Linked DNA regions of Homo sapiens: region 2 is linked to region 1. The links are chromatin loops, found by intact Hi-C in ENCODE. Cell type or tissue: heart right ventricle. All regions are shown on one strand. Links, peaks and the distances in the headings refer to the core of each region. The heading gives the core; the rest is flanking DNA.

What was found. A loop is a pair of places that touch in the nucleus more often than their neighbours do. Peaks named below come from ENCODE experiments on the same cell type or tissue, not always from the same donor. Only the 100,000 strongest peaks of a DNase experiment are listed, where the experiment ranks them.
Region 2: it touches region 1 in a loop (9-fold over the local background); 91 of 110 quality-filtered maps call a loop at or near these places.

The regions. Positions count from the first base shown.
Region 1 is chr14:52,295,899-52,302,982 of GRCh38, reverse strand. No RefSeq gene overlaps it. Among named protein-coding and RNA genes, the nearest start is that of PTGER2, 15 kb to the left of the region's middle. In heart right ventricle, for the core only: CTCF peaks have their summits at 2,909 and 3,110 (motif pointing left); no DNase peak of the experiment used is centred there.
Region 2 is chr14:52,470,716-52,477,799 of GRCh38, reverse strand. The region is part of intron 14 of TXNDC16 (thioredoxin domain containing 16); the gene reads left to right. Among named protein-coding and RNA genes, the nearest start is that of TXNDC16, 78 kb to the left of the region's middle. In heart right ventricle, for the core only: a CTCF peak has its summit at 4,019 (motif pointing right); no DNase peak of the experiment used is centred there.

The DNA.
Region 1 (7,084 bases), core at 1,996-4,495:
TGATCATTCCAAAAAGGAGATCTGATCATGATACTCCTCTGCAATGCCTGTTCAATGTCACTTGATCGCCTTCAGGTGAAAGTCTAAATTCTCCAACTTGGCATATAAGACTCTTCATGCCCTGGCTCCTGCCTACCTCTCCACGAGACCGTGTTGTTGTCGGAGAAGAGACAACAACAATAAAATTTTGAAAACTGATAAGAAAATGGACAACAAATCACTGAGTTGGCAAATAAGGATAGTTTTTATGACATGAATTGTAAACCTGAAAATTAAAAAGTGAAACTTTTTTATAGTAGACAAAACGTACACAGATATATGGTATAAGAGTATTTCTAAATCAATGACAGAGAAGAACATAAACAGAAAATATTAAGCATAAATTGGGGACTGAGATAATGCCCAGAGGAAGGAATATTATCTGTAAAATCTAAGTTAAAAAGTATGTCCAATGCAAAGGCCTATGATACAATGGACTTTGGGGAGTGGGGGAAAGGGCGGGAGTGGGGTGAGAGATAAAAGACTACAACTGGATACAGTGTACACTGCTTGGGTGATGGGTGCACCAAAATCTCAGAAATCACCACTAAAGAACTTATTCATGTACAAAAATAAATAGGTAGACAAATACAAAAGAAATGCTAAAAATATTTTTTAATGGAAAATAAAAATAAAAAGTATGTCCAAATTGGGAGCCCACCCTTACCCAAATTTGCAACAATTTGAACATCAAAAAGAATATTGATTTAATGAATTGAATCACACTAAATTTTAAAAATCCATATTTCTATAGGGACATTAAAAAAAGAGAAAGCCAAAAAGAGAACTTGTAAGCCATCATTTGAGATGGCTTGACAATTGACTTCATACTTTGACAATTGGTAATGAAAGAAAGAATTAAGCATTTATCTAACCTTTATGTAAGAAATGTATCTTAGAGTAACCAAATAGCTCCAGCTGAAAGAGAAAGTTCTATTTTCAGAAGAATGCTTGCCAAGAATGTAGAAGAATGACAGAATTAGAAAATCAGCATTCTGTCACTCAATAAAAGGCTTAGACTATTACCCTAACCTAGGGATGAATCTTAGCAAGCAATTACTATTTATGTTCTCTAATATGATGAAGATGCAATGTGAAGTATACCACCATCTATGATAGATTTAAAAATTAACTTGAATTCATCGTATTTAGTTTTAACTTCAGATGTAAACTTCAGCAGTTGAGGAACAAGTTGAATGCCATGGTAAATGGCAAGCAGACAAAGTCAGGAATTAGGAAAACTGGCCTGGTTGGCTCTTCAACAAGTCAGAGTCATTAAAAAGAAGAAAGATAGGGCTGGGTGCAGCGGCTCATGCCTGTAAGCCCAGTACTTTGGGAGGCTGAGGTGGGTCGATTGCTTGAGCCCAGGAGTTTGAGACCACCCTGGGCAACATGGCAAAATCCTATCTCTATTTAAAAACACAAAAAATAGCTGGGCATGGTGGTGCCCACCTGTAGTCCCAGCTACTTGGGAAGCTGAATCAGGAGGATTGATTGAATCCAGGAGGTCGAGGTTGCAGTGAGCTGTGATTACACTGCAACACTGCAGCCTGGGTGATAGAGCAAGACTTTGTCGCAAAACAAAAAAAAAGGAGGAAGAAGAAGAGAAATCGGGCTCGATCAAGAGACTCAAAGGACATTTCAGCCAGAAGCAATGCATGGTTCTGGATTGGGCTGTGGGTTGAACAAATGAACTATACGGGACACTTTGGGAATAAATTGTGGAAACTTGAATATGGACTAGATATTAGATAAGATAAAAATGTATTGATATGGAAAGCTGGAGAACCTTAAGTTAAATTAGCAGGGGTTTTGGGTTTTTGGAGGGTAACTTTCTACAATGCTCACATCCTTTTAAATAATAAAAAGTGATTACAATACTAAGTAGTAGTAGTAGTTTGAAAGTGCAAAGAAGATGGATGAAGATGTCCCGACAGGCAGGGAGTGAAGCTCACCACCTCCGTTTTGGGCAAGGGCTCCACAGCGGGGATGGTCCTGCAGGATCCTGGCCTTTTATCTCATCTGTTAGACTACACCCAATAGAGGAAATGAGATTCCTGAGCAAGCCTTCCCCAAATAGAAAAGTTTTATGGGGCATTTCTACCTCTAGATTCCATGTGAAATAATTCATCTGCTGTTCTCTTACGACTTGTTATGTTATTTGAAAAGATGTTCATTGTTCAGGTCAGAAGAAAAAAGAGTTCTCAGGTTCCTATCATCCCCATCTTCTATTGCCTTTTTTGTTGTCTGGGTGTATAAAGATGGAAGGAGGAATAAGTACTTGTGAAGAAGCTATGGTTGTTCATGTTGCTCTTGATTCCAAGAAGCTTTGTGGCAAAACTGGGTTACAGAAGGAAATTATGCACCGTAATTAGGGTTTTTGAAATTCAAATCGAACAAACTTGAGAACATTTAGAGTGGACTCAGAGCTAGAAAGTGGCTGACCCTGAGGACCGTCCAAAGCGAAACCCCATCTCCTTTTGCAATTGGCATAGCAAGAGACACATTGGATTGTTGATCAGATTTGCCCTGCCTGGGTAGGCACCTAGTCAAATTAACTAATACATCAAAGATACAAATTCTTTCCTTTCCTTTTCTTGGTGCTCTGCGGAACTCAACATTAATAGGATACCAACAACAAACAACAACAACCAAAAAAAAAAAAAAAAAATTAAATGGGCTGATAGCACTTTTCTTTGGAAGTTTAAGGAAAAGTTATTAAACTATAATTCCATGTCAGTAACATTAGGACTTTGAGAGTAGCTTGCATCCTTGATTTTCTTTTCCTTTTCATCATTTTCCTGTCTACTGGGAACTTCAACTCAAAAAGATGATATATTCAATGCAAGAAAATTGATGTCACTTAAAAGCAGCTCTAATAATAGAAAATAAATTATTTATAGCTAGAGGGTGTCTTCTGTATCTAAGACTAGATTATCTACACCAGACTACACTACTGATAAACTGCAGTAGATTACTGTGTTTTCTTGCCCTTCTAAAATTCTTGACTATTGTGAAACATTGTCATGGTTATGAAGTATTTTAAGCACTTGTGCTCCCTCTAGAGGAGCAATATAAAAAAACTCAGGGCTGTCAGTGTTTGCCAAGATTTTGAGGTTAAATTTTGGTGTCATTTAAAGAAGAAAGAACTCATGTGGAAATAATTATCAAAATCTAATTTTAATTAACTATAATTTATAAATTATAAAAGTAGCAATTCTCCATAATCATACATTTTAATATTACTGTTTCTAAATTGAAATATGTCTTTCCACTTTTGTCTGCTATACAATACACATACAATGCTGCTTCCTGTTTTATTTTCTCATATTGTATTTTCTTTTTAATTTTTTAACTGTTTTTCGAGACAGGGTCTCATTCTGTCGCCCAGGATGCAGTACAGTGGTTCAATCTCCGCTCACTGCAACCTCTGCCTCCTGGGCTCAACCGATCCTCCCACCTCAGCCTCATGAGTAGCTGAGACCACAGGTGCTTGCCACCACGCCCGGTTAATTTTTTGTATTTTTGATAGTGACGGGGTTTTTGCTATTGTTACCCAGGCTGGTCTTGACTCCTGGCCTCCAACAATCTGCCCACCTCGGCCTCCCAAAGTGCTGGGATTATAGGCGTGAGCCACCGCGCCTGGACTACTTCTTGTTTGTTTGTTTGTTTTTGAGACGGAGTCTCGCTCTGTCGCCCAGGCTGGAGTGCAGTGGCGTGATCTCGGCTCACTGCAACCTCTGCCTCCCGGGTTCAAGCGATTCTCCCACCTCAGCCTCCCAAGTAGCTGAGATCACAGGCGCCCACACGTAAAAAATTAGCCATGCATGGCTAATTTTTTATATTTTAGTAGAGACAGGGTTTCACCATTTTGCCCAGCCTGGTCTCGAACTCCTGAGCTCAAGCAATCTGCCCACCTCGGCCTACCAAAGTGCTAGGATTACAGGTGTGAACCGCCGCGCCCGGCCTTACTTCTTATATTTTCCGAGTAACATTCTAATTATCATATCTACTGAGTAAATTGTAGTAATTTCTCCCACTGCTGGACAGCTAGATTGTTTTTAATTATTCAAGAACAACTACATTGAACATTCATTTGCATGTAGCATTTTCATGTTTGGGGTCTGTTCCAAGGAGTGAATCTCAGCCTTGAAATTACTAAATCAGAGAATATGATCTTTTGGGGAAATGACAGTACATATTTACACATTACTTCCTAACACAGTTGTGCTAATTTATAAATCATCAGCAATGTATGAAAATATCGATTTCAACACACCCTCCCACCACTGGGTACTACTTTTAAAAAAATGTTTGGATAATTTGGTGGGTGAAAAAATGCCATTTCATGGCTTTAATTTGAACTTTTCTGACTTTTGGTGAGGTCAAACATTTTTCCAAGTTCATGAGTTTTATTTTCTCCTTTGAGAATTCTCTGTTCATGTTTTTTACGCATTTATCTTTGGGGACAATGCTTTCTTAGTTATGTGAGCTTTTACGATCATTACAAGTATAATTACCACTACCACCACTACTAATTAGCTATCATTTGTTGGTCAACCATAATGAGTAGAATATTATGCCAAGAGCTTTATGTATATTTATGCCTTGCCACAACCTGCAAGAAGGAAGGAAATTGAGGTTTAGAGAAGCTAAATGACTTATCCAAGACCACATGGCCATGGACGAAATACTTTCTACTATCGCCTCTGCTTCATATAAAGATATAATAGAACCATGTCCTGATGAAGCCATTTCTGTCAACAATGGACTGCGTATATGGTGGTCATACAGTAAGCCAAAGTTAATTTACTATCAAAGAAAAAACCCTATTTTTAATTAAAAATAAATGTAATGTAAGTGTACAATGTTTATAAAGTCCACAGTAGTGTATAGTAATGTCCTAGGCCTTCACCTTCACTCACCACCCACTCACTGTCTCATCCAGAGCAACTTCCAGTCCTACAAGTTCCATTCATGGTAAGTGCCCCACACAGGTGAACCATTTTTTCCTTTAATACTATATTTTTACTGCACCTTTTCTATGTTTAGATATGTTAGACACACAAATACTTAGCACTGTGTTACAATTGCCTACAGTTTTCAATATAGTAACATGCTGTACTGGTTTGTAGCCTAGGAGCAATAGGCCATACCATATAGCCTAGGTGTGCAAACCTGTACCATCTGGGTTTGTGTAAATACGGGGTATGATGTTCTCACTACAAACTGCCTAATCACACATTTCTCAGAATGTATCTCTTCATTAAGCAATATGTGACTGTATATTTTTATTAATATATAAAATACATTAACTCTTGGCAATATTTTTCCCAGGCCTGTCTGCCCTTTTATTTTACCTACTTTTTTTGACATAAAGAAGTAGCAAATACTAATGTAACTGTAACCTTTTCAAAGCCAAACACATCTTGGTTTTCATTATATTTCATAATGGCTATTTGCAGTAATAAAAAGATCAGACAGGATTGGCTTTCTTTAAAAAAAAAAATTAGGGTTTAGATGAATGTGCTCCAAATTGTCAAACAGTTATTCCTAAATCATAGATTGACAACTTTTGTCTTCCTCATTGATTTGTGAGGCATTCTTTGTTATTCATATACTAAGACCGTATTTGGACTTAACTGTTTCATTGATCTAGGCCATTCTTTGTACACTTACCACATTGTTTTAATTATCATATCATTGTAAGATGATTAAAACAGAATAAGACTCACCATCTAACAAATATTTTTTTTCTGAATTTTCTCCCCTTTTTATTCTCTGAGTGAACTTTGAGATCATTTTGTCAAAGTAGGCAAAAACCCCCCAAAACCTATGTTTTTCTTTTAAAGAAAGAACTCAAAGCAGCAGAGATTTTGATTGTGGTTACATTAGACCTATAAATTAATTTTGAACATTATTTTTATATCCAGTCTTCCTAATCAGGAATAATCATCTGGTTACTTTTTCAAGTTTTATTTTATATTTCTCAATATAATTTGTATTTTTACTTCATGTTGTCACTACATGTCTTGTTAAGATTATTTCCAGGCATTACATATGTTTTAGTTGCTATTGCATATAGGACCTTTTGTTCGTTGGTTTGTATATGTTTCTGCTAGTATATAAACATATTATTAATTCCATATTGTCATATTTATAAGCTCTTATTTATTTTAATAGTTTATCAGATAATTCCTTTATATTTTATAGACATACAATATCATTTTTAAATGATATATTTCTTCTTGTGTGTGTAGTAAAGAGTCACCACAGCAGACCTGAGACTGCTATTTTTAGAAAGACCTGCTTGCAAGGTTGTCCATGGTTGACATCTGGTAACCTGGATTTTTGGAGGGTTCCCACCATTTCTTACATGATAAGGGTGGTTTATTTTGTTGGGATTGCTTTCTGCACACAATATAGTTTATGCCGAACACCTGCTATTTGTCTAGGAATTTGAAATTTTGGTATGTGCCAGGCATAGGCTGCCTACGCCACCAACTCTCCCCAAACCTTGGGTACTGAGTCTCTAGTGAGTATCCCTGATGGGTAACACTTCATTCGTATTGTTACCTTGTTGCTGGAGAAGGAAGCACATCTGTGTGCCTCTGATGGGAGAAGCCTCTAGGAAGTCTGCATCTGGCTTCCTCCTGACTTCATTCCATGTGATTCTTCCCTTTGTTTTTTTGCTTTGTATCCTTTCCGTGTAATCAACCATAGCCATGAGTGCAACTGTGTGCTGAGTCCTGCGAGTCCGTCTAGAGAAGCCTCGAAACCAGGGGTGGTCTTGGGACCCTTGACGCAATTTGTAATGCTTATCTGTTCTGTGTGGTATTTTTGGTCAAGTCTAGGTATCAATATTGATGGAGCTGCTCTGGGTGACCAGATGGCAAAAGGTTGGACCCCTCCCGATGTGATGCTCTGCCATCTCCTCTCATGTGCCCTACTCTTGCGAGGCTCTGGGAAGCTGACTTTGAAAATTACTTGTCCCAGCCGGGCACAGTGGTTCATGCCTGTAATCCCAGCACTTTGGGAGCGCTAG
Region 2 (7,084 bases), core at 2,692-5,191, 170 kb before region 1:
GCCATTGTTTCTTTGTTGACCTTCTGTCTTGATGACCTGTCTAGTGCTGTCAGTGGAGTATTGAAGTCTCCCACTATTATGATGTTGCTGTCTATCTCATTTCATAGGTCTATTAGTAATTGTTTTATAAATTTAGGCGCTCCAATGTTAGGTGCATATATATTTAGGATTGTGATATTTTCCTGTTGGACAAGGCCTTTTATCATTATATAATGACGCCCTTTGTCTTTTTTATAACTGCTGTTGCTTTAAAGTTTGTTTTGTCTGATACAAGAATAGCTACCCCTGCTCGCTTTTGGTGTCCATTTGCATGGAATGTCTTTTTCCACCCCTTTACCTTAAGTTTATGTGAGTCTTTATGTGTTAGGTGTGTCTCTTGAAGGTAGCAGATAGTTGGTTGGTGAATTCTTATCCATTTTGCAATTCTGTGTCTTAAGTGGAGCATTTAGGCCATTTACATTCAATGTTAGTATTGAGATGTGAGATACCATTCCATTCATCATGCTATTTGTTGCCTGTATACCATTTTAAAAAAATTGTATCTGTTTTGTCGGTCCTGTGAGATTTATGCTTTAAAGAGGTTCTTTTTTGATGTGTTTCCAGGATTTGTTTCAAGATCTAGAGCTCCTTTTAGCAGTTCTTGTAGCGCTGGCTTGGTAGTGGCGAATTCTCTCAGCATTTGTTTGTCTGAAAAATACTGTATCTTTCCTCCACTTAGGAAGCTTAGTTTTGCTGGGTACAAAATTCTTGGCTGATAATTGTTTTGTTTGAAGAGGCTGAAGATAGGGCCCCAATCCTTTCTAGCTTGTAGAGTTTCTGCTGAGAAATCTGCTGTTAGTCTGATAGGTTTTCCTTTATATGTTACCTGGTGTTTTTGCCTCACAGCTCTTAAGATTCTTTCCTTTGTCTTAACTTTAGGTAACCTGATGACAATGTGCCTAGGCATTGATCTTCTTGTGATTAATTTCCCAGGTTTCTCTGGGCTTCTTGTACTTGGATGCCTAGTTCTCTAGCAAGACTGGGGAAGTTTTCCTTGGTTATTCCCCCAAATATATTTTCCAAATAGATTTCTCTTCTTAAGAACACTGATTATTCAGGTTTGGTTGTTTAACATAATCCCAAATTCTTGGAGGCTTTGTTCATATTTTCTTATTTTTTTCTTTGTCTTTGTTGCATTGGGTTAATTCGAAGACCTTGTCTTCAAGCTCTGAAATTCTTTCTTCTGCTTGTTTGATTCTATTGCTGAGACTTTCCAGAGCATTTTGCATTTCTATAAGTGCGTCTATTGTTTCCTGAGGGTTTGATTGATTTTTATTTATGCTATCTATTTCATTGAATATTTCTCCCTTTACTTCTTGCATAATTTTTTTTCAGTTTCCTTACATTGGGCTTTGCCTTTCTCTGGCACCTCCCTGATTAGCTTAATAACTAACCTTCTGAATTCTTTTTCAGGTAGATCAGGGATTTCTTCTTGGTTTGGATCCATTGCTGGAGAGCTAGTGTGATTTTTTTGCGGGGGTGAGTTAAAGAATCTTGCTTTGTCATATTACCAGAGTTGGTTTTCTGGTTCCTTCTCATGTGGGTAGGCTCTGTCAGAGGGAAGGTCTAGGGCTCAAGGCTGTTGTTCAGTTCCTTTTGTCCCACAGAGTGTTCCCTTGATGTAGTACTCTTTCCCTTTTCCTAGGGATGTGGCTTCCTGAGAGCCGAGCTGTAGTGATTGTTATCCCCCTTCTGGATCTAGCCACCCAGCAAGTCTACCAGGCTCCAGGCTGGTACTTGGGGTTGTCTACACAGAGTCCTGTGGTGTCAACCATCTGTGGGTCTCTCAGCCATGGATACTGGCACCTGTTCTAGTGGAGGTGGCAGAAGGGCTAAATGGACTCTGTGAGGGTCCTTAGCTTTGGTTGATTAATGCACTATTTTTGTGCTGGTTTACCTCCTGCTGGGAGATGGCACTTTCAAGAGAGCATTGGCTTGAAAGTGCATTGGTATCGGGAGGAACAGGCAGTAGGCAGGACCCTATAACTCCCAAGAGTATATGCCCTTTGTCTTCAGTTACCAGGGTGGGTAGTGAAGGACCATTAGATGGGGGCAGGGCTAGGCGTGTCTGAGCTCAGATTCTACTTGGGCAGGTCTTGCTGCGTCTGCTGTGGGGGATGAGGGTGAGGGTCCCAGGTCAATGGAGTTATGTTCCTAAGAGGATTATGGCTGTCTTTGCTGTGTCATGCAGGTTGTCAGGGAAGTGGAGGAAAGCCGGCAGTCACAGGCCTCACCCAGCTCCCACACAACCCAAAGGGCCAGTCTCACTTCCACTGTGCCCCCACTCAACAGCACCAAGTCTGTTTCCAGGCAGTGGGTGACCAGGGCTGAGAACCTGCCCCAGGCTACCTGCCTCCCAGCTGCAAAAATAAGTAGGGCTTTCTTTCTTCCCCAGCCTGTGGAGTCTGCACGCTGGATTCATGCCCTCCCCCGAGTTCTGGCCAGGAGACTCTTCGATTGGTTCAAATTGTTACAAATTTCAGGGGGAGGTTTCCTTTTCTCTGTGGCCTTCTCTGAGTGCCTCTGGTAGCCCTCCTCAAGGACCCCTTGTGAGGTGAGGCACAAATGGCTTGGTAGGGGACCCAGCTAGTCCACAGGGATTTTCCTGCTGCTTCCTTTACCCGTGTATTTCGCTTTCGCTCAGCTCTCTAAATTGACTAAGCTCCAGATAAGGTCAGAATCTTCTCCCGTAATCTAGACCTTTAGGTTCCCCGGTGGTGGGGTGTGTGTTCAGGGGTGGACGATCTGCCTTTCCCACTTCCACAGTTTGAGCACTCACAGTATTTGGGGTGTCTCCCAGGTCCTGCAGGTGCAATCACTTCCTTCAGAGGGTCTGTGGGTTCTTTTGGCTTTCCTAATGTATTGCTGCAGTTTTGGAGCAAAAGTTCATGAGGCGAGCCTCCACACGCTGTTCTGTCTGTCCCCGTTCCTTTTATTTCCCAACCACATTTGATCTAACTTTTGATTATTACTGAGTGAGGGGATAATGAAGTCTGTAGACACTGTGATCTGTAATTTTTTTTTTTTTTTGAGATGGAGTTTCACTCTTGTCGCCCAGGCTGGAGTGCAATGGCATGATCTCAGCTCACTGCAACCTCCGCCTCCTGGGTTCAAGTGATTCTCCTGCCTCAGCCTCCCGAGTAGCTAGGATTACAGGTGTGCACCACCGTGCTTGGCTAGTTTTTGTATTTTTAGTAGAGACAGCGTCCAGGCTGGTCTCAAACTGCTGACCTCAGGTAATCCACCTGCCTCAGCCTCCCACAGTGCTGGGAATATAGGCATGAGCCACTGCGCCCAGCCTCTAATCATTTTTTTAAAAAGCAGATCCTCTTACTTGCTTTCACATTTTCCTTTATGCAAGGCAAGTTGCAATCTATGGACAAATTTAAGTTTTCTTCTTTTAGATTCTCTAGCCTTATTGGCAAATAATTAGAAGAAAAGCAAAGGAGGAGAAAATATAAATCATAATGAAGTAGTGATTGGATAATGTTCCTCAAGAATATGATTAATTATCCCTCTCTCCACCCCATTTAATTAGACACCAGATGAAAATGGAAAAATATTTCCTTGCATTCTTTTCTATTAATGACCAAATGAAGAGACTACCTGCCCCCTCAATGCAAGGGCTCAGAGTTGTATGTGTTTGTAGAATAAAAAAGTAGTTAAGCAACCCAGGACTTGTTTTCCTTTTCATTCACTATGTTCTTTATGAATAACAATTTTTTTTGGTAATCAGATATCAGATAAATGGACTATTTTGGAAGTTCAGGGAACTTAATGTAGAAATGCATTGCATAGGTAATTACAATGTTTTGTGTCTATGTTGAAGCCTATACTATAACTTTATAAGTTAGGAAAATATAATACCTTGGGCATTTAGTCCTATCATCTGTCTTTCTGACAGATCTGACTTTGTGGGAAAAAGCCATTTGTTATCTCTTAGTCGAAGACAATGAAGAATGTTTTTTACTCTGTCACAAGGTGGCAGCAAATGTCAAAATTTTATACTTACATAATACCTGTATCTAAGATAATCTGTTTTTTCTTTTAAGTTAGGAACCTATTTGAAATTACTGCATTGATAAAGTATATGGGATGTAATACTGTAGGCACCTTAGAATACTAGACTATTCCAACTGAAACATGAGTAAATATTGGAACCATTTTACAGGAATTGATAACTTCAGTATAAGTAGTTATATAACTTTTAGTGATATATATCAGTATTACTTTTCTGGTTTTAAAGATAACATCAAAGTTTTCCATTTCAACTGTAGGGAAAAAGGAATAATCACAGTTTTAGCAGTAGTAGACATGCTGAGGATGCTTATTGAAAGGAAAGAACTGCAGCTGGAAGAGCACTATATTCCATACTTGGGTGGCAAAATATGTAACGTGGCACTTTGTATAAACAAGCATCACCAGATGTTTATTGATGAAATCAAAGCAGCAGCGTTGTCTGGGGTATATACCCTGGGGTTCGTTGTCGCGCACCAGGAAAATTTAGAACACGGACACACACAAGTTGTTTAGGAGCAGAGGTTCAATAGAGAGGAGAGAAAGAGAAACAGCTTCCTCTATAGAGGAAGGCATCTCCAAGTGGAAAGGACTGGCTGGCAGCGAATGTGTCGAGTTTTATAGTCTAGTTTGAGAAGGTGGTGTCTGATTTACATAGGGCTCATAGATTGCTTCAGTCAGGTATGATATTTACATAGTGGCATAGGGAAGTCTGGTCGCCCCACCTTAATCTTCTTATACAAATGGTCTTTCCAGTTGTCTGGGGCCATCTTGTCTGCTCCTTACAGCACACATGGCTGGCAGAGAAGGGAAGACAGAGCGGCCATCTTGGAAACGTCTAGTCCTTAGTTCCTGCCGGTACGTGCACCCTTGCAGCTTGCAGGCTGCTCTTTGTTAGAAAAAGATTTGGGGCTGCTTTTCACTAAAAAGAAAAACCTTACCGAGGACTCCCCATACCCTTGCTATCTGCCTAAGTGATTTCTTCTTCACTCCTATATCAAAATGATTAAAATAAAGGATAAGAGAACTTTGATAGGAAGTCACTTAGCAGGTCTGATTTGGGAAGAAATAAGGGTTTATATTTGTTTATATGCTCATACAAAATTCAAGTATTAATATCCTTTAATGTAAGAATTTAAAATTTGTGAAGAAATATCAGTGTACATTCTACACATTTTTACTGGGTACATACTGTGTAACAGACATTGTGCAAGGCAGTGGGATATAGTGGTGATAAGACAGACTTAAGGCCGGGCGCGGTGGCTCACGCCTGTGATCCCAGCACTTTGGAAGGCTGAGGCAGGCAGATCACGAGGTCAGATCAGGACCATCCTAGGGCTAACATGGTGAAACCCTGTCTCTACTAAAGATAGAAAAAATTAGCCGGGCATGGTGTCACGTGCCTGTCGTCCCAGCTACTCGGGAGGCTGAGGCAGGAGAATCGCCTGAACTCGGGAGAGGAAGGTTGCAGTGAGCCGAGATCACGCCACTGCACTCCAGCCTGGGCAACAAGAGCAAGACTACATCTCAAATATACAAAAGCAAAAAAAAAAAAGACAGACTAAATCTTGCCTATATTATCAGATTGTTAACACTAAATCTAAAGTGATAAGTTATTACATCTATGAGAAGTAATCAAGAATCTTTGAAAATATACAAATTAATTTCAGTATTAAAAACATTTGGTGATAAAATATTAAAATACCACATTCACAATTTTAATCATATGATGAAGTAACATTTAGGCTATATCCTAAATTGATACACAAAGATTCCTTCTTTGATCTAGTATGATACTAAATTTTATCTTTTATTAGAATTTATTCTTTCGAGTTGTATGGTGCTTATTTTATTTAGTGTTTGATCTCTTTCCACACAGTGATTTATAATATTTTAGAGAACTTTACACGTTTTATTATAGAGCAAGTAGGAATTTCTGCTTGAGATTCTACTGTGTGTTTTCTTAGGCTGAAAAGAAATTATAATGTTTAGACAGGATAGGTATCTGAAGTCCTGGATGAGTTTCACATGTGTCATTTATTCACATGCATATTTAAGGTACTGCAGGTGCTGGAAAATCAATGATAAATAAACAGACATAGTCCCTGCTCTCAAGGAGTTGTCTTGGTAGAGACAGACGTTGATCAGATAATGAATAGTATATAATTACATAAGGAGATAAGGAAAAGAGCATGGTTCTATAATAGCATATGTCAAGGGAACCTGATGTAGATCACTGTGTCAGAGAAGGCTAGTCCTTGAAGTTGTACACGGTAAGAAAGATTTAATTCTGCAAAAGGTTGGTGGGGGTAAGCTGGTACCAAAATATTTGAGTTTTGAAAAGATATCTCTAGCATTAGTGTAGACACACTGAATTCAAAGAGGCGAATTAGAAGCCTATTGTAGTTATCCAGGAGGAACGACAACTTGAGTAGTGGCAGTAAAGAGAAATGGACAGTAATTAGATATATTAAAAATTCAGGTGGTAAAATTGAAAGAACATGCTGATTAATCAATAGGCATGAAGGGCCTTGGGAATGGAGAGGTATGAAAGATGATGCTTTGTTTTTTGAGTTGCACAAGAGCAGCAACGTTCACCAACAAACAGAAAAGAAACCATATATGGTTTTAGACTTGTTGAGTTTGAGGAGGTTTCCGTTCAAAGGAAAACAGAGAAGGTAGTAAGGATATATGGGTCTGGAACTTCAAGGAGTTTGGGCCAAAGACATAAATTTAGGATTCATTAGATTGTCTATGGTTATTGAGGTTGTGTAGGACAGGAGTGAAGAAAAACAAGAGAAGGCAGCTTAAGCTGAGCCTTGAGGGACCTCCAACTCTACTGGCTGAAGAGCCTGCAAAAGGGAACAAAAAGGAGAAGCTAGAAAGGAAGGGAAAAGGCCAACAGGGAATGGTGTTGCAAAGATCAAGGGAAGAGAGTGTTTAAGCAGGAGTGTTTCATGCTGAGAGGTTAAAATAAGAATGGGATAGAAAAATACTGAAGATCCTAAGCAAATGCATTTTCTACAAT